Regions from separate parts of the Homo sapiens genome. Here region 1 is linked to region 2. The links are chromatin loops, found by intact Hi-C in ENCODE. Cell type or tissue: Caco-2. All regions are shown on one strand. Links, peaks and the distances in the headings refer to the core of each region. The heading gives the core; the rest is flanking DNA.

What was found. A loop is a pair of places that touch in the nucleus more often than their neighbours do. Peaks named below come from ENCODE experiments on the same cell type or tissue, not always from the same donor. Only the 100,000 strongest peaks of a DNase experiment are listed, where the experiment ranks them.
Region 1: a loop joins it to region 2, with 5 times the contacts of the local background. A loop is called at or near these places in 2 of 110 quality-filtered maps.

What each region holds. Positions count from the first base shown.
Region 1 is chr7:96,297,431-96,308,217 of GRCh38, forward strand. All of the region lies in intron 1 of SLC25A13 (solute carrier family 25 member 13), which reads right to left. Among named protein-coding and RNA genes, the nearest start is that of SLC25A13, 19 kb to the right of the region's middle. In Caco-2, for the core only: no CTCF peak of the experiment used is centred there; a DNase peak (open chromatin) is centred at 5,881.
Region 2 is chr7:96,170,344-96,181,130 of GRCh38, forward strand. It overlaps SLC25A13 (solute carrier family 25 member 13), which reads right to left. Exons shown (of 18, transcript NM_014251.3): 12 at 1,129-1,181. Among named protein-coding and RNA genes, the nearest start is that of MIR591, 44 kb to the right of the region's middle. In Caco-2, for the core only: no CTCF peak of the experiment used is centred there; a DNase peak (open chromatin) is centred at 4,738.

The sequences.
Region 1 (10,787 bases), core at 3,262-8,261, 130 kb after region 2:
TCAAGCGATTCTCCTGCCTCAGCCTCCTGAGTAGCTGGGATTGCAGGCGCGTACTACCACTCCCAGCTAATTTATGTATTTTTAGTAGAGATAGGGTTTCACCATGTTGGCCAGGCTGGTCTCAAACTCCTGACCTCAAGTGATCTGCCCGCCTCAGCCTCCCAAAGTGCTAAGATTACAGGCGTGAGCCATCGTGCCCAGCCAAGAGAACATATTTCTTAAAGAAGTCAGTGAACTAGGGAAATCATATTAACTCAAGGGAGTTACTTCTCACAGTTTCACCATGAACAGGCATGTATACCTCACTACCTGGGCATGCCAAAGAACCTCTCCTCCTCTCCTCAGTTTTTAATTAATAAATCATAGGTCTCCAAAGGTATGATATTATTCTACATATTTTAGAAATACAAGTGGCTGTGGTTATCTTTGAAGAGCAAAAATTGACAGATTAGCTCAGAATGGGTGTTGTGCTTAATTCTGCAGGCCACAAAGTCCAAAAACATTGCTGGGGAAAAGCAAGACAAACTTCAACATGGCTTCCTCAGGCCAACACAAAAGAGCCCTTATGTGGAACCAAACAGTGGGTTTATTCAATGTCCCAACACCCAATCCTCCTAGCAAAAAACATCATGAGACTGGGTTCCCACCAAGCACAGAGCCACCCCATGATGAAGCCAAGGAGAGGTTCCTGGAACCACCCAACACTGGACCCATGTTGCTATCCACAGGGAAACTTATGCAAATTGTCCTAAATCCCTTCTGTGAGCTAGTGAAGGCTGTTCTGAGATCTTTGGACAATGAGTTCTCTGTCTCTAAATATGGAACTGCCTGAGCTCCTAGGCTCTCCACTGTCAGGAATAATTTTATTAACTAATCACTAGAATGGGAGTAGTCTTTCTGAAACCAGATGGTTGGTCACCTTGTTTCCCAAAGCAAGACTGATAACTCTTCATTTCAGCTGAGTGCTTGTAACCACCAAGGCTATTCATAAGAATTTGTAATACTTTTTTTTTTTTCTTTGAGATGGAGTTTCACTCTTGTTGCCCAGGCTGGAGTGCAATGATGCAGTCTTAGCTCACTGCAACCTCAGCCTCCCAGGTTCAAACGATTCTCCTGCCTCAGCCTCCCAAGTAGTTGGGATTATAGGCATGCACCACCATGCCCGGCTAATTTTTTATTTTTAGTACAGATGGGGTTTTACCATGTTGGCCAGGCTGGTCTCCAACTCGTGACCTTAGGTGATCTGCCCGCCTCAGACTCCCAAAACGCTGGGATTACAGGCATGAGCCACTGTGCCCAGCCATGAATTTTTAATCTTTTTAAAAATCCTGAATTAGTAAGTGTTCTCTGCTGTTCAATAGAGGAGAAGAAAATGTACTGCTAGTTAACCTAAGATGAATGACTCTGCTGCCCTAAAAGCTTCAGAGAGGACTCCCTCCTCTCAGGTCTCTATTCTGAGAAAGGTAGGGTAGGACGAACACAAGAGAAGATGGGACAGCATAAAATGCCCCCATCCTCCACTTTAAGAGCAGAAAAATCTCCTCCTTGATGGTAAGAGTCCCACATCTCATGGAAGTACATAACACTTTTTTCAAAAGCATATGGTACCCTAAGTTCTTAACTGTTTTCCTCTTAAAAGCAAAATAAATTTTCCACAAAATGAAGTATTCTTCGTAATTCTAAAATAGAATTAATTCTTTATGCCATGAACTTTGTAAGGTCTTGCCTGGGCAATGCTATTTCAGAGTGAACCTCCCCTGCCCTCAATTTTCATAGCACATTTCTGCTTAAGGATCCTGAAATGTATATTCAGTGCTCCCCATCAGAACTACACCTCAAAGGGGGAAAAAAAGTGTTCACTTTGTAACCTTCTCAGGGTCTAGGGCAGAGAACACAAATCAAAACAAAGACAGAGAATGACCCAACACTTATAAGGCATGTTGCCTAACATTTACAGTTTTCTAAGCAAGACTATTATCTCGTTGGATTCTCACTGCAAATCAGTCAGATAAGATGGATATTACTGCCCTAATTTTACAGAAGAGGAAACCAAAGCTCAGAAAGCATCAATTATTTCCCCCAAAAAGTCAGATTAAGTGCCAATCTGTGCTGACATTTCTAAATGTTTTCTGAGCTGAGATCAGATCCCAAATATTCCATCTCTTACCGTAGTGGCCTTCCTACAGACCCACATTACAGGCAGCTTCAAAGTGTTGATAACTTGCATTAGCTGGCAATATAATACAGTCATGCATCACTTAACAACAGGATAACATTCTGAAAAATGCATTGTTAAGTGATTTCATCATTGTGTGAACATCATATAGTGTACTTATACAAACCTAGATGGTGTAGCCTACTACATACCTAGGCAAATGAGATAGCCTATTGCTCCTAGGCTACAAATCTATACAGCATGTTCCTATACTGATTACTGTAGGCAACTGTAAAACAAGTATCTAAACATAGAAAAGGTGTGGTAAAAATATGGTTTTAAAAGATAAAAAGTGGAACACCTGTACAGGGCAGCTCCACTATAATTTATGGAGCCACCATCATATATGCAGTCCTTCATTGATGAAAACATCCTTATGTGGTACATAACTGCAATATAGTACAAGCCTAAAAATCAAAACTCTCCCAATTTCTCCTAACAGTGTGTAGTGTCTGTCCAATGCTGTGATTAAGGACATGATCTTACAGGAATGGTGGCTCATACCTATAATCCCAGCACTTTGGGAGGCCAAGGTGGGAGGATCACTTGAGCCCTGGAGTTTGAGATTAGCCTGGGCAACATAGTGACACCCCATCTTCATTAAAAAAAAAGAACATGGCCTTAGTGTCAGATCATCCTCAAATAGGGAGCAGGACCAACCTCATAAACTCACTGGCCATGTGACTTGGAGGCCCTGACCTCTCAGCCTCACTTTCCTCATTTATAAAATGGGGAGTCCTAGACAGCTAGAAAAGTAATATGAGATAATTACACAAAGTGCTTAGCACCAAAAGGGCCACACAGTTAAAGTGCTCAATAAATGGTATCTATTACTATTTGTATTATTTATCCAAAGATGTTTATGTTCTACCATGTTTACTCCTTAAGAAATCTAAATGATGGGTAAACTGGCTCATAATTTAGAAGGGATAAATTAGCAAAAGAGAAGAGAAACTCATGGGTCTTCAAACACACTCACCAAACCACTAAATAAACATTGTGGCCATCCTAACTGATAATTGTCTCAGCTACCCTACCCCCAACCCAGAGTTCCAGGTACAGCAAATGGTTAATGATCACCACAAGATTTCTCTGAGGCCCACTAAAATTTGGCTCAGGTCCTGGTACATTCTATTTAAGGATAGATAAGTATGGTTCAACAGGGGATGGATTCAGAAAAATTACTACCAGCCTCCTGGGCCTCATCTCTATAGTAATTCCATCTATTATTCACCAGTCAAATGCTGTGTGGCTGTTCGGAATTTCCATTTATACTGCTACCTCCCATTCCTATCTTCTTGTTTTAAGTGTCATTTGCTATGAATGAAGAACACTTACACAACTTAATTGAAGACAATGCAAAGTTACCATGAGATGTACCAGTTTTTTAAAGGTGTATTTCAATGAATTCTACCTGGTGGCAAAACCAATACCCAGGAAGTTCTATGAGCTGGAAAAAGGAAGCCACAGAAATGTAGCCACCCTTTTAAAGTCAATTCAGAACAGCTGTCCAGCATGCATACTTTGCATCACATAAGCTTGGGATTATTAGACTTAGTTCATTCTTGGGCTTTAGAAGCCTGGAATTATTAGACTTCGTTCATTCTTGGGGTTTAGAAGAGTCATCAAACTTTAGATTGTTTCCAGAAGGCTTACTTTCACTGTTACATTTTTTTCTCATATATTAATAGCATGCAAATATTTACAGCTACTATTGTTATAACTGCCTGATTTTCTTTATGATTCTTCTTCTGAATTTGCATTTGTAAGAATGGATTCCAACATTAAAACAAAAATTTTATATCAAGAATTTTAAATCAAGTAACTGGTTTTCAAACATACAGAGTAATTCACTAAGAAGAAAGGGGTCCTTTACAGATTACTATGAAATATTATTTGCTAACAAGATAAAGAATTTTGTTGAAATTTGATAACATTTTACTCTGATTCCAAATTTAAGGGAAAAAGAGAGGGTTTTGGTGTTTTGTTTTTTTTTTTTTTAGTTGGGGGTCTCATTGTGTCACTCAGGCTGGAGTGCAGTGGTGCGATCATGGCTTACTGCAGCCTCACACTCCTGGGCTCAAGCAATCCTCCCACCTCAGCCTCCTGAGTAGCTGAGGCTAAATGCATGTGTCACCAGGCCCCACTAATTTTTTAATTTTTTTGTAGAGACAGTCTCACTATGTTGCTCAAGCTAGTCTCAAACTCCTGGCCTCAAGTGATCCTTCCATCTTGGCCTCCCAAAGTGCTGGGTTTACAAGCATGAGCCACCATGCCTGGCCCAGAAAGTGGCAATGTTGGAACAGAAAAACTCTATGCATAGTTTCTTCCATAAACTGGGAAAAGTCTATCATTATTTAAATTTAGTATGGAAATTTCAGGTCGATTCAATGAGTCTATGCTCCACAGGAGCAAAATTTGAGAATCACTGAATATGTAAAACTTTTTGACAAGATAAACACTGGTTATAATTGTGTAAGTCATCAATAGCGTTTGCAAAACACATACTAGGTAGGTACATCCTAGAAATAAAAAGAAAAACAATAACACAATTTCAAGAACTGGTGTTTTTAAAAAGGCAGGGGGTAGGGGAGAACATGGCAAGAAGAATACAAAAGTCATCTTTCAGGACAAATGAATTCACTCTCCTAATATGAGTTAGAGCAGCCATAGGTAGGGGGTCACCAGAAAATTCCTACCTGTAGGAATATTTTTTAAACAGACTTTCTTACAAGGGAATCAAGCCACAGTTGCAGGCTCATTACTTTAACAAATCACAGTGGTATAGAATGGTGTATTCAAAATAGTTGTCAGATCTAAGAGAGGATGGTGGGGAAGAATATAAGAAAACCTACACGAAAATAAGAAATGCTAATTTGAAAAATAAAATGCAAAGAAAAGCAAAGCTCTCCTCTTTCACTGGGAGGCTGTAGAGATGTGAGACCACCATCTCTGTGAGGGCACCTTACTCCTCAGATCAACCCCAACTCTGGCAAAGATCAGGAAACAAAGTAGATTCTCTGGAAGTGCTGAATATAGAATAAAGTCTTTCAGGTCAGTAAAAATCTGACATTTACAATGAAAATAGGCAACTCTCTTCAGACCAATGGTTCTCAAAGTGTGGAGACCATCAGCATCACCTGGGAACTTTTAAAAATACAAATTATCACACCCATCCCAGACCCAAAGAATCAGAAACTGGGTGAGGCCCAGCAATCCCCTATGATTTAACAAGCCCTCCAGGTGACCCTGATGCAGTTAAAGTTTAAGAACCACAGCTTTAGATAATGTCCAATTTTAATGTACGGATTATAAGATGTAGGTTCTCAGTCCTCGCTGCATATTCAAGTCCCCTGAGGTGCTTTTAGGTTTTACAAAACCCAAACCATACCAAAGGTCAATCAAATGAAAATTTCTAGAATGGATATCTTTAGAGCTCCCTCAAGAAATTACCATGTGTGGGTGGACTGAGAACAACTGCGTTAGGACCCGAGGCCCAACCTCAGCTGCTACGTCACCAACTGTACAGCACAGCCCTTCCTCAGCAATACTTCCCCAGTCACCCTCCCAAACCTGAAACATCTGAAAGCCAAGACAAGCACAGACTTACACTGAAAATTCTACTATCATAAAGTAAATATTTGCCTTAGATAAGAACTACAAACTCAAAGAGGTAGCTCATCAAAAGCAAGCTTCTGGGTGTGTGTGTGGGTGGGTGGGTGTAAATAAGCATGCAGTGACAAGCAGGAAACGGAGAGAGAAGGAGAAACAGTCCTGCATAGTCTTTTGAACCTGAGGAAATAGTGCAGTAGATGGCCCTGAATCCCAAAGAAAAGTATTCTTGGGTGTAACCTAACCACTTAGAAGCAGGGGCCCACCCTCCTTCTTTATCTTCCTATACTAAAGACACTAGAAGGCTGAAACTACAATTCCCAGACTCCCTTGCTGCTATGCGGCCTATGTGCCATCAATTAGATGAAATTGAGTGAGATTTGGCAAATGTTTGGGAGTTGGGGGGCACCTTCTGCTGTTTCTGCCAAGCACGCACCATTGCTGGAAGTGTCTAGTTTTCCTGTGGCAACCTCCTGCCCTCCCATGTCAGTGGCCACATGGTCCTGAAACACTCTCCACTTGGCAGGCAGCATTGTGACTGCACAGGAGGTCACTGCTGTCTTGGTGGCCTGCTCTGCTTGAGACTCTAGACGTCATTCTTTAGAGCTCAACCTCAAGTCTGTTTCTTTACCTTCCCAACAAATTGTGTAAGCCATTTAATATCCTGTAATAAATCTCTCTCTGCTTAAACCAGCTAGAGTAGATTCTGTTCTCTGCGAGTGAGCCCTGACTGATACAATCAGTAATTGCAAAAGAAAGTTTGGAATTCCCTAAAACCACAGTTACCATTAACTTGAGAAGAAGAAAAAGGTATCTCAAACTTAAGAAAATAATTTTTTATTGAAACCACTGAGTCACTCATCCTTCATCCTACAGTTTCCCTACGACCTAATAAATGAAGAGCAGTCATTATGGGAAAAGTTACTGAAATATAAATTAGTACAAAGACAAGATGCCCTGTTAAGCATTCTTCAAACCACAACATTTCTATGTAATCAGCTGGCAAAACTTCATTTCACTCAACAGTTGACTTATAAAGTATCAGACACCACAAATGTTAACCCACTGGGTAATTACATCAGCGAGTCATTTCAGAGGCACTAGAGATGTTTATCAGAAGGATTCAGTAGGTTGTGATGTATGTTAGATTTCACTCTGCTCTGTTGTAGAACATAAACTAGAAAGCCATCATCATTAAAATTCTGATATTAAGAGGCAGAGTATAACAGTTAAGAATGAATGGTGGTGTTTTAGCTGGGTTCTGTTATGCCAAAAGAGCCTGAAACATACTAGTTCTGGATTTTACTATTATTGTTATTAAGCTGACCTCTACCTGCTAGATGGGAGTAGCAACCCCTTCCCCAACAAGCTGCAACAACCAAGAAACTGTCTCCAGAGGTTGCTAAAAGAAATCCTCTTGGGGGCCAAACTACCCCACCCCCCAGCTAACAACCACTCCTTAGATGGTGATGCTCTACTTGCTCATCCATGCAACACAATCACCTATGGGAAAGCTGCAGTGTACTAGGCCCAGCGCCAGGCACCGAGGAGAAAACACCCAATAAATCAGAAACCCTGCCCCAAGCAGGGAAAGCTGACTTATCGACAAGTGGTTGGTACAAAATGTATGATGATACATGCTATCATAAGGCAGAGTGGCAGGAGAATTAATACACTAATTCTGCTAAAGTTGAGGGTCACAGAGGCAGTCTTTGGAGCCGGATCACTTATTATTAATTATAACGATAACAATGACCAGCTAACTTTTACTGGGTCCTTAACTCTATGCCAGGCATTATGCTAATGGCTTTTTATCTTATTTCATTTATATACTGTATCATTAAAACTCTTTAAGGGGAAGAGTGAGTAATATCCCCACTTTTCAAATAAAGAAGCTGAGGTACTAAAGAGTCTTAAATGAATACCAGTAGATCACACAGCCAGAAATGACCCCTGAGCTCAGGTTATTTAGACACTAATTATAATACCTGAAGGATATTCCCAGAGTTTAGCAAGCAAAAAGGGGGACTTTAAAGCTACCTTTAAGAATGGAGACACTGGACAACATTGTAATTGTAACCAATTTAAAATAAATTCTTTTTAATTTGGCATTATGATTCATAAATGCCCATGGCTCAGTAGAAGGCAGAAATGCCTAGTGCAGAATATTATTCTCCAGTATTTTATGCTGAATTCAGTCTCAATTTTTGTAAGCATCAAGGTTACAGTATAATTAGGAACCAGCTGCAATTGTAATTACCACGCCCAATATAATTTGTTACATATTAGCAAGTGTCAAATTACTACTGCTCCTTAAATGAATAAAAACTGATTGTGCTATTCTGAAGACTGGGGCTATGTTCCTGATGGGGAACAAAGGAATATAAAAAGTATATGACGTATTTATAAAGTGCTGAAAAGCTCTACTTAGGAGATCACAAGTTGCTGAAGCCCAGATAATGCCATAAAAAGTTAAACACTTCTGAGAGAGAAAAGCTAATTTAATAAATACAGAGGAAGAGGAAGCCAAAAATGAAAGGACAATAAAGAAGTTGCTTCCATTAAATATGCCTTACCTGTCCAAATTCCTGCTATCAACCTCATCTAACTGAAGCACGTCAAGAACCAGAAGGAAGCAAAAAGGAAAAGGAAAGGGGCTCTCTGCACAGCTGGAGGCTCATCTCAAAGACGACACACCATCTCACTTGAGTGAGCCCTCCTGGGCCCTATTCCACAGCCCACAGCTTTTGACATGACTCTAATGCTTTGCAAACATTAGCTTACTGACACTCTCAACAGCCCTGAGGAGTAGACACCGTTATGTCCATTTTACAGATGAGGAAACTGAGGCACAGAGAGGTTGAGTAACTTCCCCAAGTCACACAGTTAGCAAGTGGCAGAGCCCTAATTTGATTGCAAATCTATGATTTCAGCCATTATGTGACACTGTCCTTCAGAGGAAAAGAAAGCACAGTATTGAGCAGGCAAGAGAATCCAGAGATCAAAAGAAAATTAGGACACAAGAGTCTGATTTCTGAGCATCCCCCAGTCTGACCTTCAGGGCAAGGGCAGGGAGCTTCCCATTTCAGATACACCTGTGGTTATGACAGCCCAGTGCTTCTGGCCCTCCTTGCTGTTCCCGGTTCTCCTCCCTTCTCCCAACCTTCTTACTGGTGTAAGAATAGAGAGCCTTGGGCCTGTGTGGCCAGACTTCTGACCTCTTGGGCAACTGCAGGATGGAGACTGCTTGCCTTTTGAGCCTCAGCTCTCTTCCTCTTGTTCTCCTACGATGGGAGTACAGCAGCCAAACGGTAGAGAGCCTTGGGCCTATGTGGCCAGACTTCTGACCTCTTGGGCAACTGCAGGATGGAGACTGATTGCCTTTTGAGCCTCAGCTCTCTTCCTCTTCTTCTCCTAGGATGGGAGTACAGCAGCCAAACGGTGAGCTTAGTCCCATCCACTTCCATCTTCTCTTTTGTGCCCTTCATCCCTCTGCATTTTGTTCTTTTTGCCCTCTGATACCTCCTAGTGCCCTATCATCTCTACCCCCAGGGACTCAGGAGATCATGCAGCAGAAGCAGAAAAAGGCAAACGAGAAGAAGGAGGAACCCAAGTAGCTTTGTGGCTTCACTCCAATCTCTCTTGCCCTTCACTTGTGTGCCTGGAGCCAGTCCCACCACACTCGCATTTCCTCCTGTAGTGACCACAGGTCCCAGCACCGATGGCTTCCCTTTGCCATGAGTCTGCGGTGGGTCCCTTTTGTACTTCCTTCCCCTCAGGTAGCCTCTCTCCCTATGGGCCACTCCTGGGGTGAGGGGGTTAGCCCTTCCCAGTGTTTTTTATTCCTGTGGGGCTTAAAAGTATAAAGGTAGCTTTGTAATTTAAAAAAAAAAATAAAGAAAATTAAGACACATCAGTTGTAATGCATGAACCTTATATACATCACAATTCAACAACTATTTAAAAAATTTTAAGACAATACGGGAAATGTGTACAATGTGTACAGAACACCTATTTGAAGATATTGAAGAATTATTATAATTTTTTAAAGTATAATAATGATATTGTGATTGTGCTTTGAAGAAATCTTGTTTAGAGATACATAAAATATTTACAGATAGGATGGCTGAGTTTGCTTTGAAAAACATATGGGGATGAATTAGCCAGGCATGGTGGCATGTGCCTGTAGTCCCAACTACTCAGGAGGCTGAGGTGGGAGGACTGTTGGTTGAGACCGCAGTGAGCCATAATCGCGCCACTGCACGCCAGCCTGGGTGACAGAGCAACATCCTGTCTCCAAAAACAAAAATTTAATTAAAAAAAAAAAAGTAGGGATGGAAGGAGGAAAGAGGGCATGGCATAAATGAAACAATATTGAGGACATAAATTGATGATTACTACTGGCTAGATAGGGAGATGAGGGTTAATTATACTATTCCAGTTTTGCACTTTTTGGGAAATTTCCATAATGAGAAGTTTAAAAAATGATGCTGTTCTTTCAAGGACTAAGTCAAATGCCTCTTCCTCCAGGATTCTCCAACCAGATTCCCCTCATAGAATGTTTCCTATTTCATGAGCTTTGCAATGGAACATTTAAATCTGACTCCACTGCGGCCGGGCGCAGTGGCTCACGCCTGTAATCCCAGCACTTTGGGAGGCTGAGGTGGGTGGATCACCTGAGGTCAGGAGTTCAAGACCAGCCTGACCACCACGGAGAAACTCAGTCTCTACTAAAAATACAAAAATTTAGCCGGGCACGGTGGCACATGCCTGTAATCCCGGCTATTCGGGAGGCTGAGGTAGGAGAATCACTTGAACCAGGGTTCAAGAGGTTGCAGTGAGCCAAGATCGTGCCACTGCACTCTAGCCTGGGCAACAAGAGCGAAACTCCATCTCCAAAAAAAAAAAAAAAAAAAATCTGACTCCACTGTTAACCAGCAGCATGACCTCTTGTTTTCTC
Region 2 (10,787 bases), core at 2,497-7,496:
AGGAGAAAAGTTAAAAGATAAATGAAAGCCAAAAATATGTTCTGCAATTAGAATAGCTTAAGAAGGGAGACACACTGACAATAGTGACAAAATAAAAACATACATCTTACAACTTAAAACTGTTTTATAAGGCTTGATTAAAAATCACTTTCAAGTCTTCTAACAAGAATTAATCTAAAACAGTACTCATCATGGAGATAAATTTGGCTGAGCAGACTTTTTCAGCTTAGAAGAAATTCAATATCTAAAAATTCCTCAAGGATTCTCAAAGAACATAAATTACATTAATTAATTAATATAATATTCTCAAAATGGTATGTAGTACAAGAAATTTTAAGAAACAGTCATATCTTTTTGGCAGACATAGGCCAGAGAAGATTAGCTATCTCAAGGTCACATAACAAAATGGTAAAAGAAGAATTTCAGGCTCCAAAGCTACGCAGCCCAACCTAAAGCTAGAGTTTTACTTTCTGGGGCTTTGTGGCCTTAGTGATGCAAATATTTGTATATTCCACAAACGCTTAAACTGAATATCAACCATCTGTCAAATGTGAGCCAAGCACTGGGCAAATAATCTGATAAAGGATCAACTTCAACTAGAACCCAGATCCCTGCACATTTGGCTTTATAGAACACACCCTAACCATGAATCCTATAAAAACAGCAGGTGTAATAGAAAGACATGCTCTGGAGTCAGACAAGTGTGATTTTAAATTCTAGTTCTCCCACTCATGATTTGTGTGAACACAGGTATGCTACTTAAGCCCGATAGGCCTCAGTTTCCTTATCCGTAAACTGTGGATCATGCTTTGCTTGAGATTAAACCAGTAAAACGTAATATACGTCATGTGCCTAATATGGTAGATACTGAAGGGAATTTAGCTGCTACTGCTGTGATGACAACAATGATGGCAGCAACCACCAAAAGTCCTCAAGTTTATTATCACATTTTTGGATGTCCACTGCTAAATGGAGAATAATGAAAAAATGTGTGTGGTGAGTTCCCCTGCTTTCAAATTAGCTAGCACCTCTGAGAAAACAAACCTGCTGTTTCCTATAAGAATACCTGCTAGATTCTTGAGTATGTACAAAATCCCTTAATAAGAAGCACCAACTCAAAAGACTTACTGTAAGTTTTATGGCCTTCTCTGGGGCAACTCCCAATAACTGTGGCAACAGACCTAAAAATCAACAAAAAGTAGAAGTATATTAAATAAATTAGCATTAACTAAACAAATCAACAGTTCTACAGAGGGGATTACCACTTAAAAACTGCTTAATCTCTGCTGCAATTTTCTGCTATTACCCTTAATGAGAATATTTGAAATGGAATGTTTAAGTACTAACTTCTAACAGCCGCATCAGTCCCAAGTACATTCCATCTCACATTCTGGATCGTTTGCACATTGGGTAAATCAACAGTATTAGTGATATAGGAAATCTCATTATTCCCCCAAAGTCTGCTCCTTCCCTTCTGCCTTCTAAATCAGTGGACCACTTGATTTTCTAAAACAAGGACCAATTTTGGGGAAGGCAGTTAGAACATTTAGTGGAGCTACGTATCTGAACTAAAAAATGTCATCATTTTCATTTGTTCTTCTTAAAGAAAAAAAAATTAAATCACAGTTGTTTTTTCTTGGAAACACACACCAAGCTAACCCTGAAGGTAGGAGCATGTTGCACCCTGTGTCATACTGAGAGAGGTTCATGGTAATATTCTTCATTGGAAGTACAATTTTCTAATTTATCTATGTAAGAAAGTCCACTCACAGCCTCTTCTGAGGGACCAGCCCTGCCCACACTCTCTTCCTAAAGGAGCAGCCTGAGAGGTCACTAGCTTGAATGCCATATGTATCCAACCTATAAGTGTGTTTTATTGAGTAACAAAAAGTTTCAAACATAATCTGACCTCCTTGTAAGAAAGATCAATGAGGCCAGGCACGGTGGCTTATGCCTGTAATCCCAACACTTTGGGAGGCTGAGGAGGGTGGATCATCTGAGGTCAGGAGTTCGAGACCAGCCTGACCAACAAGGTGAAACCCTGTCTCTACTAAAAATACAAAAATTAGCTGGGTGTGGTGGCAGGCACCTGTAGTCCCAGCTAGTTGGGAGGCCAAGACAGGAGAATTGCTTGAACCCAGGAGGTGGAGGTTGCAGTGAGCCGAGATTGCACCACTGCACTCCAGCCCGGCAATGGAGCGAGACTCTGCCTCAAAAAAAAAAAAAGATCAATGAACACACTGACCTAACAGTCAGTTCATGGGCTCAGTTCTGACCGAACTCTGACTGACCCCGGGCCTCTTTCTGACATCCCAGCCATCTGCTCTATTGCATGAGGCTCCATCCTTCAGACAGAAACCATGCAAGGTGGTGCCCACCCTGCTTTGAGGCCCGTACCTCAATGAGGACAAGCGCCAGTTTGTATTTTTTTTTTTGACGGAGTCTCACTCTGTCGCCCAGGCTACAGTGCAGTGGCGCGATCTCGGCTCACTGCCAGCTCCGCCTCTTGGGTTCATGCCATTCTCCTGCCTCAGCCTCCCGAGTAGCTGGGACTATAGGCGCCTGCCACCACGCCCGGCTAATTTTTTGTATTTTTAGTAGAGATGGGGTTTCACCATGTTAGCCAGCATGGTCTCCATCTCCTGACCTCATGATCCGCCTGCCTTGGCCTTCCAAAGTGTCGGGATTACAGGCGTGAGCCACAGCGCCCGGCCTCCAGTTTCTATTTTTATTGCTTTACTGATATCGTCACAATTGATAAAATTTTTTCTTTGCTCATAGCCTTATAAAGGGGGAAAACTAAAAAGATGAATACAGCTTCATGTTTTCATGGAAAAATGGGAGGAAGTCCTTCATTGTGGAATTAAACAAGGATAAGGATGGTGATGTTAATGAAAATTTTCTTTAAAAGTGCATCACGTTTATTACGTGCCAGGTACCATTTTACAAAATGTATTAACTCATTTAGTCTTCATAACCACTCTACAGAGAGGAAACCAAGGCATAGAGAGATAAAGTAATTTCTTCCAAGTTACCTAGCTGTTAAGTGGTGAGACTGGGATACAAGCTTTAGCCATCTTACTCAAAAAATCTGTATCTTTATATACAACTCAACTCTGTGTTAATGTGCAAATGTGTACCTGCATCTCACACACCCAGCTGCATTTGTTCACTTATATAACCTGCCTAGATCCTATCAGCATTTGAGTTTGCAACGCTTCTTTTTGTTTTTTCTCATTTTTTATTTTTAACAAAGAGATAAGCCCTCACTATGTTGCCCAGACCAGTCTCAGATTCCTGGCCTCAAGCAATCCTCCTGCCTAGGCTTTCCAAAATGTTGGGATTGCAGGTGTGAGCCATCTCACCTGTCCTGAGTTTGCAGCCCTTCACTAAGCAACTATAACATCTAAGCCTGCTTCATCCCCAGGGCCACAGCTGACTGGACAATGTAAAACACCTAAAAGACACGCAAATCAAGAGTTCAGCAACCTGAGCCTGCTACCAAAAATAGAGCTGGCCAATTAGGATGCCTTCTCCAGGAGGATGACTGACAGTCTTTAGAGAAGAGGGGACAAGTTAGCACAGAAGCAACAAGATGAAAAGATGTCATGGGTGGAGCAAGGAAAGCAGCCAATTGGAAGTCACGTGTGTGCTAATATCACAAGGAAGCAGAAACCATGAATAAGCAGAGGAAGTGCATTGGTGGACAGATGAGAATGTGGAGCAAAAGGAATAGAGATTAAAAAGAGAATGCACATAGCCCATGAAAGGCACACAGGTGGGAGCGCCTGTCCCCATCACCTTTGGGTCCCACTGAGGCCAGCCTCCAGTGCAGCTCCTGCTCTTGGATCTGAGATTTCTACCTTCTTTCTCTCTTGTGTGAATGTTTATCAAAAGCCCCCCTAAGCTCTTGCTAGCTTGAGTGGGGCTGTGCTCTTTAGAATTTAAATGAGCTGAGGCAGCATATGAGAAAAAACGGGAATATGCAACCATTTGGGCAAAGCAAGCATTCTTATCCAAAGCAAGCATTCTCTCCTAAACTATACTCATGACACTCACTCACTGATCTTTCAGTAAGATATCTATAATAGGAGAAGGCTTGGTTATTACCTAATAAAAGTACAACATTAATTTCTACTAGTAATATGTGGGCATACGCCTGTTTAAACTACCTCTTCACAATTGAAATTTTCATCTTTCTCCCTGTATTCACATCAAGTAACAAAATGCTTAGTTAAACATTTACTTGCTAGATGTATTTTTCTCATCATTAAATTGTAGACCAAAATTGTGGATGGGTTGAAAGCACTGTGATTTAAATGATGAACTCTTGTCTCCATAACTATCCTGTGACAGTCTTTTTAAATGACTAATAAAAAAACAGGCCACAGAGCCTAATGACTACTGTGTTAGATACAATCACTTCAGCCAGCCTTTCAAACTACTGAAATTTATCCTTCTCACCATAAATTTAGTAATGCATTGTGAACGGCAAAAAACAGAAGGGAAAACCCCGTATTTAAGACTACAAAGAAGGCAACAAGTAGCTATTTGTTCAGCAAACATTTACCAAATGCCTTCTCTGTCTGCCTGGTACTGAGAGGAACTGGGATGAACACAGTGAGACTGGTGCCTCCCCGCTAAGAAGCTCAGAGTTTAGAGGGAAAGGGAACGCTAGTTGTCTCCACCTGCCAGATGGGGGACAAACCACCTAACAACAGCAGGTGCTGCATACCAGACCCCAGGGGCATCACAGGACTATGAGAACCCAGTGGAGAGAACCAGTTCTTCTGCCTGCAGGAGGGGAAAAAACATCAAAGAAGAGGAGATATTTGCCCTGGGACTTCAAGGGTGAGCAGAGGTTCCCCGGAAAGATGAGACAATGAGCAGAATGGAGGGCAAGGTGACCCAGGCAGAGGAAACAGTTGGTGTGCAAAGGCACCAACATCTTAAGGCTATGGCATGGAGTCAGGGCACTGGAGGCTGTGCTTGGATCACAGAAGACCAGATAATAAATAACAATATTATTAATAGTAGTGATAATGACAACAGCCAATATTTGGGGAGCACTCGCTATATCCACATACTACAGTACTGTGTGTTTTATGTGAATGAACACATTTAATCCACACAATACCTTACTTAAACAGTGGCTTTTGTTTTATCCACAGCAACTGAAGAAGAAACTGAGGCCGACTTTAAGGGAGCTGCCCATGGTGGCTCAGCTGTTTGATGGGGGAACGGGGTTCCACCCAGGCTGTCCGACTCCAGCCTGTGCTCTTACCTGGTACGCTGCACAACTTCTCTCCCAGGCCCACTAAGGAGCATGCACCAAATTCTGTAGATGCATGGGGTGGCTTTTAGGGTAAAAAGTAAAGTTCAAAAAGTAAAAAGTTCTAGAGGCAGGTGAAGGATAGTTTGCAAGAGCAGAGACCTGAGGAAGCTAGAGAAACTAGGAGTTTAAGGTAATATATTAGAGGCCCCGAGCTTCCTTATATTAAATGATTAACTTCAACTTAGAATAAAACCAAAGCACAAATCCATTCCTAAGACCTAGGCCAGATGCTGCCACTCACGGAAGTTGTTGATAAGAACCATTCTTGTAGTGACTACCTTGTCTGGTTAAACAGGAAAATGAAGGTGACTGGATTATAATCTGAGGCCCACTACAGATGTGGGCCTTGAAAACATGAGTCTTGGGTAAATGGTCTTTGTAAGAAGGTCATGATCTGTGAAACAATGAAAAGTCAAAGAGGTGGGAATTCCAAACTCCCTCCTTGTACCTTGACCTCAGAGGGAGGAGAGGTAGCACAGCCCAGTAATGCCTAAAGCAGAGAGTCTAGGTGAGGCACTTCATCACAACCACAATTAAGTCTAAAGTGCATATATATCTGACATCTGGGTAATTCAGCAGAAAAATCAGGTTTCTAATATAAGATGTTTCTGTTGGGTCCTGGAAATTCACTTTAACCATTTGAAACAGAGAATGGATGTGTGTGTTGTTTCTAACTTGTCAAAACAGCAGTCCATTTTCCAACTGCCTCAAAAGAAATTTATTAGTGTGGTTAGTTTTCCAATCTTCTCCTTTTAGTTCAGCTCCATCAGCACATATGGCAATGCTTCCTTGGCAACTCGACTCTACCAGAAGGCTGCTAATGCGAGAAAAGATTTACAGGGTACAGTATTAATGTAGTATTTTGTCTTCACATTTCATGGGTTGGAGATATAAATCACACTATCCCCTCTGAATTCAGTCCCTTGCGCAAACCAAGGAGCTGAAGGTGTGGGGACCAAGCCCAGATCAGGGGTCTCCAACTCAAGCTTCACAGGACATCCCCAAAAGAGGTTCCTGGGCCCACTGTGTTCAACTAGAGGGCTAGCATGCTATTCTTAAGAACCTGTTAGAAATATAACTGGAATTTCAGGGTTGGAAGGGATTATGAAAGAAACTCAATATTGCTGGCCTAATTTAAACTAATTTTAGGCTATTTCCAACGGGCTGGCAGCAAAATGAACAATCTAGGGCATGGGCTTTGGAGGTGGACAGACCTGGGCTAGAATGCTAGGTCTGTGCATCTTTCACACTGAGTGATCTTGGGTAGTAATTCTTTGAATTCTAGGTTCCCTCTTGGCAAAACAAGGGTGCTACTTACTATCTATTGGTTTATTTTGATAATTATATGAATAAGTGTACAAAGAACCAGACACTATTTACCTCATATGTTATGTATTCCAAAAGACATAATGCTTCTTTCTACCTATCTTTTCAATACATAGCCTTGATTTCTTTTGTTTGCAAGAGGCAATTCAGCCTGAATCATGTTCACAGTCCACCATTAGCTAAGGAGTATCATGCTGTGCCCATGACATTATGCCTATCTTAGAACAGCTGTCCCCAAGCAGTGAGAGCACATGTGGTCTGGAAGTGTCCAGGGGCCCTGTATACTTTGGGCAAGGTAAAGTAGTGGCACAGACAAAACAACACATTTCAACTATGTTATTAAGCTGAAATAAAATATTATAGTTAAAAACTTAAATGATCCTTAACCTCTGCTGACAAGCAACTTTTCACAATGTAATTTCTACCAGGTGACAAAAGAGCCAAGTGATTAGGAACACGAGGTCTGGAGCCAGGCTGCTGAGCTTCAATTCTGACTTTGCTATTTGTTAGCTGTGTAATTGTGGACAAGTTACCTAATCTCTTTGTATCTTAGTTTCCACATCTGTAGAATGGGAATAATCATGATGCCATTTTCACGGGGTAGTCGTGAAGATGAAATGAGTTAACACTCACAAAATCCTCAGACCAGTACCAAGTACAGACAGTAAAGACTACAGAAATGGATTTTTGTTGTTGTTGTTGATCTTCATCATCACTATCACTTATTCTTCCTCCTCCTCCTTCATGGAAACTGGAATCCAGACAGGCTAAGCAGCTTGTTTCAAGTCACTAACTTCTGAGCGACTATGTAGTAGCACTCAAAGTTGAATTCAGGCCTGCCAGTACTCTCAAATCAGGGCTCTGTGCTCCTTAATTCTCTGCGGTACCAGTTTTCTCTAACAGACTTACTGCTCCAAGTTCCTCCTCTGCCCTGGAAAGGCATTTCTTCCCAACTAGACTGTTCTGAAACTTTTCTCTAGGCCTCAGCTCAGGCTGGGTCAGCACCCTGCCCTGCCTGACCCTTGTACACAACAAAGGGATGGTGCCCATGTAGCAGGCATCCACATCATGCTTCCCCCGTCTCTACAGATGGTGAATATTAGACTCCTTAAAACCTCGAAGGCACTGAATGTCAGAGCCAAGCTGTAGGTTATAACCTGGTGAACCAGTGAGAGCAGGAATATACTGGGAAGAAGGCGCAGGGTCAGGAGTGGGTTGAAGCCACGCTGAGCGGCTACTGTAACCCAGAGTGGCCAGGGTGCCAAAGGACCACGCTGGGCAACGCTAGCAGGACCACAGAGGTGGAGGGGCTACTACCAAGGAAGAAACTTGGTAACTAAGGCAGTAGTTACCAGTTCTATCTCAGCATAGAACTGAGACAGGGGCCAGCCCAAACCAGAGAAAGACAGCTGAGAGCATCTAATAGAGGGCAGAAGGTATTCAGGGCAGAGACGAGCAGTAAACTTTGGAAGGAAAAATTAATCCAGAAGACACCCCTATTCCTGTAGCTGAAGCCACAGCCAGCACACTGTTGTGTTATCTAGTTTCCACCTGGTAGCAACCCCTCCGATGTCAAATTCTTACCCTTCTGACCTCACTATTGAAACCAGAACACTTGTCCCTATCTTCCCCGAGAAACCCCTTTGCTTTCAACATCAGATTAACCTTCATTCTGCAGCTATCAGCACTTTGTGTGCCCTGCCTTAGAGCTTTTTATTCCTGCTCCTGTTGCCATGCCCTTCTCTCTTCACTTGCTCAAGCATTCTTTCCTCCCTCCTCCTCCTCCCATTTGTCTGTCTGCTTTTGACTCAGATTGCCCCTAGGCATGAGGCATTTCCACCTTCCCAACTACACTATCGCCTTTCAAAGCCTTCATTACAACCCAGTTCTGACAGGCTCTTTGGGCTGCTACCCCAAGGTGGCTGTACAGTGGAGCTGGGGAAATAGCCAGGGACAAATGCAGAAATGAAGATTTAAATGCCAGTTTATCTAGGTTAAATTATTTACACTCAAAATTTCAAGCACTGTCTGTTATCTTAGCTATGGCTCAGGATGCCTTTGGGAGACAAAGTGTTAAAACATAAAATAAGTGATTATGATTATGGTCTGGAAAAAAATCAGTTCCTCAACTCCTCTATTCTGGGGCTTTCTAGAAGTAAAGAGAATTGGGGAAAACGATCAGATACTCCTGCAGTTTTTCACCATAGTACATGAGAACGTTCAGGATCCTGGTTATCTTTTCTTCTATCTAAACTATTTCCCTCCTACTGAGGTTTAATCTATCTCCCTTGTTTTAGTCTCAGCAACAGTAGCTGGTTATAAATTATCATTTTTGAGGTGTGGAACTAATTCATTCATTAACCTCTTCTCTAGGATACCTACACGTCTATCTTTTTGTCATATTTTTCCAATTTTCTAAGGTCATCAGTTGTTACTGTAGCACTCTCAAGTCTCTAACAATTCTCTCACCCACCTTAGATCCAGTGTGTGTCGCCTCAGTCTCAGATTACAATGCCCTGTGCTCACTAAAGTTAGCTCACTGTAGATTTCTGGAGATTGGCTAACCCAACAAATGATCTGTTGAAATCTTCTGCTCATTCTTATGTGGCTTCCTATAACCAAATACATGTCTTCTGATATTTTTATAGCTTAATGCTCTAAATGAAAACGTGCAGAAATTGGCCAAGAAAATAAAGACTCAAACCTATCCATTTTGCAATCATTAAAAGTTTTGGTGGACATGGATGGACATGAGTGCAGTTCACAGATTAACTATGGTTTGTTTCAAGATGCATGTGTTCTTAAGTAATGCAAAACAGTCATGGAAATTTCAATCATTTTATTTTGGTGCCAGAATTTTAAAGTTTATTTTATCCCCATGAATTATGCAAGAATGAAGAATCTCACTGTGATTCTAAAGAATCTGGATACTCCCTTTTATAGTACCATCAATGATAAGGGACCTGGCTTAAACTAGCTGCCTGCCAAAACTTCCCTCTGCAATATAAAAGTATCAATAACTCCCTGAGATATCACCACAACATCCTCTAGATGTCACCTTGAGAACATTCCAGGATGGAAGATGACTGCTTTGCACTACACAGACAACTTGAAATAGAAATATTTACAACTCTGCAAGCTTGGATCAATGGGCTGATTAAAAAATGTGGTTTTTTTTTTGCCAATTTCCTCAAAGGTTAAGCACTGCTTAAATTAAGTTTAATTCATAAAATGATCTAATTACTCTTTCTGGGAGATTTTCTTTAGGGCTTCTCCCATCAATAGAAACAAAAATTTTCGTCTAAGAAGTATTTCTGATAGACCCTGATTTCTATCTCTTTTTTTTTCTAAATTGAGACAGAGTTTCACTCTTGTCTCCCAGGCAGGAATGCAGCGGCACAATCTCAGATCACTGCATCCTCCTGGGTTCAAGCGATTCTCCTGCCTCAGCCTGTAGCTGCGATTACAGGCCCGCCATTATGCCCAGCCAATTTTTGTATTTTTAGTAGAGACAGAGTTTGGCCATGTTGGCCAGGCTGGTCTTGAACTCCTGACCTCAGGTGATCCACCCGCCTCGGTCTCCCAAAGTGCTGGGATTACAGGCATAAGCCACCGTACCCGGCCATATTTCTCTTAATACATCTTTTTCCCCAAGATTCTCCCAAAACATTTTCCAGTGTCTAAGGCTGCTCATCTCATCACCTGAAAGATCTGAGAGAGAAGACTGCAACAAAGTTTAAAAGCAGAAATTATTTATTCCTGGAACATTAAGAGCATTTAATTATGGATGATTACCCAATCAATTGTTGTTCTTTAATACGCCAGATCTATAGCAGGCCAATGACTGATTCATTTGGTTATGCCAGTCATTCAAACCAAACAAGTTGTCAGGTAATTCATTAAGGATTTCAAATACCTGAGCACATTAAATCACTCTGAAGACTGGGGAGGAAACAGAGAAAGAATTTTAAAAGTGACTTCAGGAAGACCTGGATTATCTCAGGTGTGATTTCCCTTAATACAGACAGGCTTGGCCTGGGGGTTGGATTTTCAGAAATAACAACAACAACAACAACAACAAACTAGGAAAATTTGCCATTTTCTTGTTAGGAAAAAAGTAGTTTGC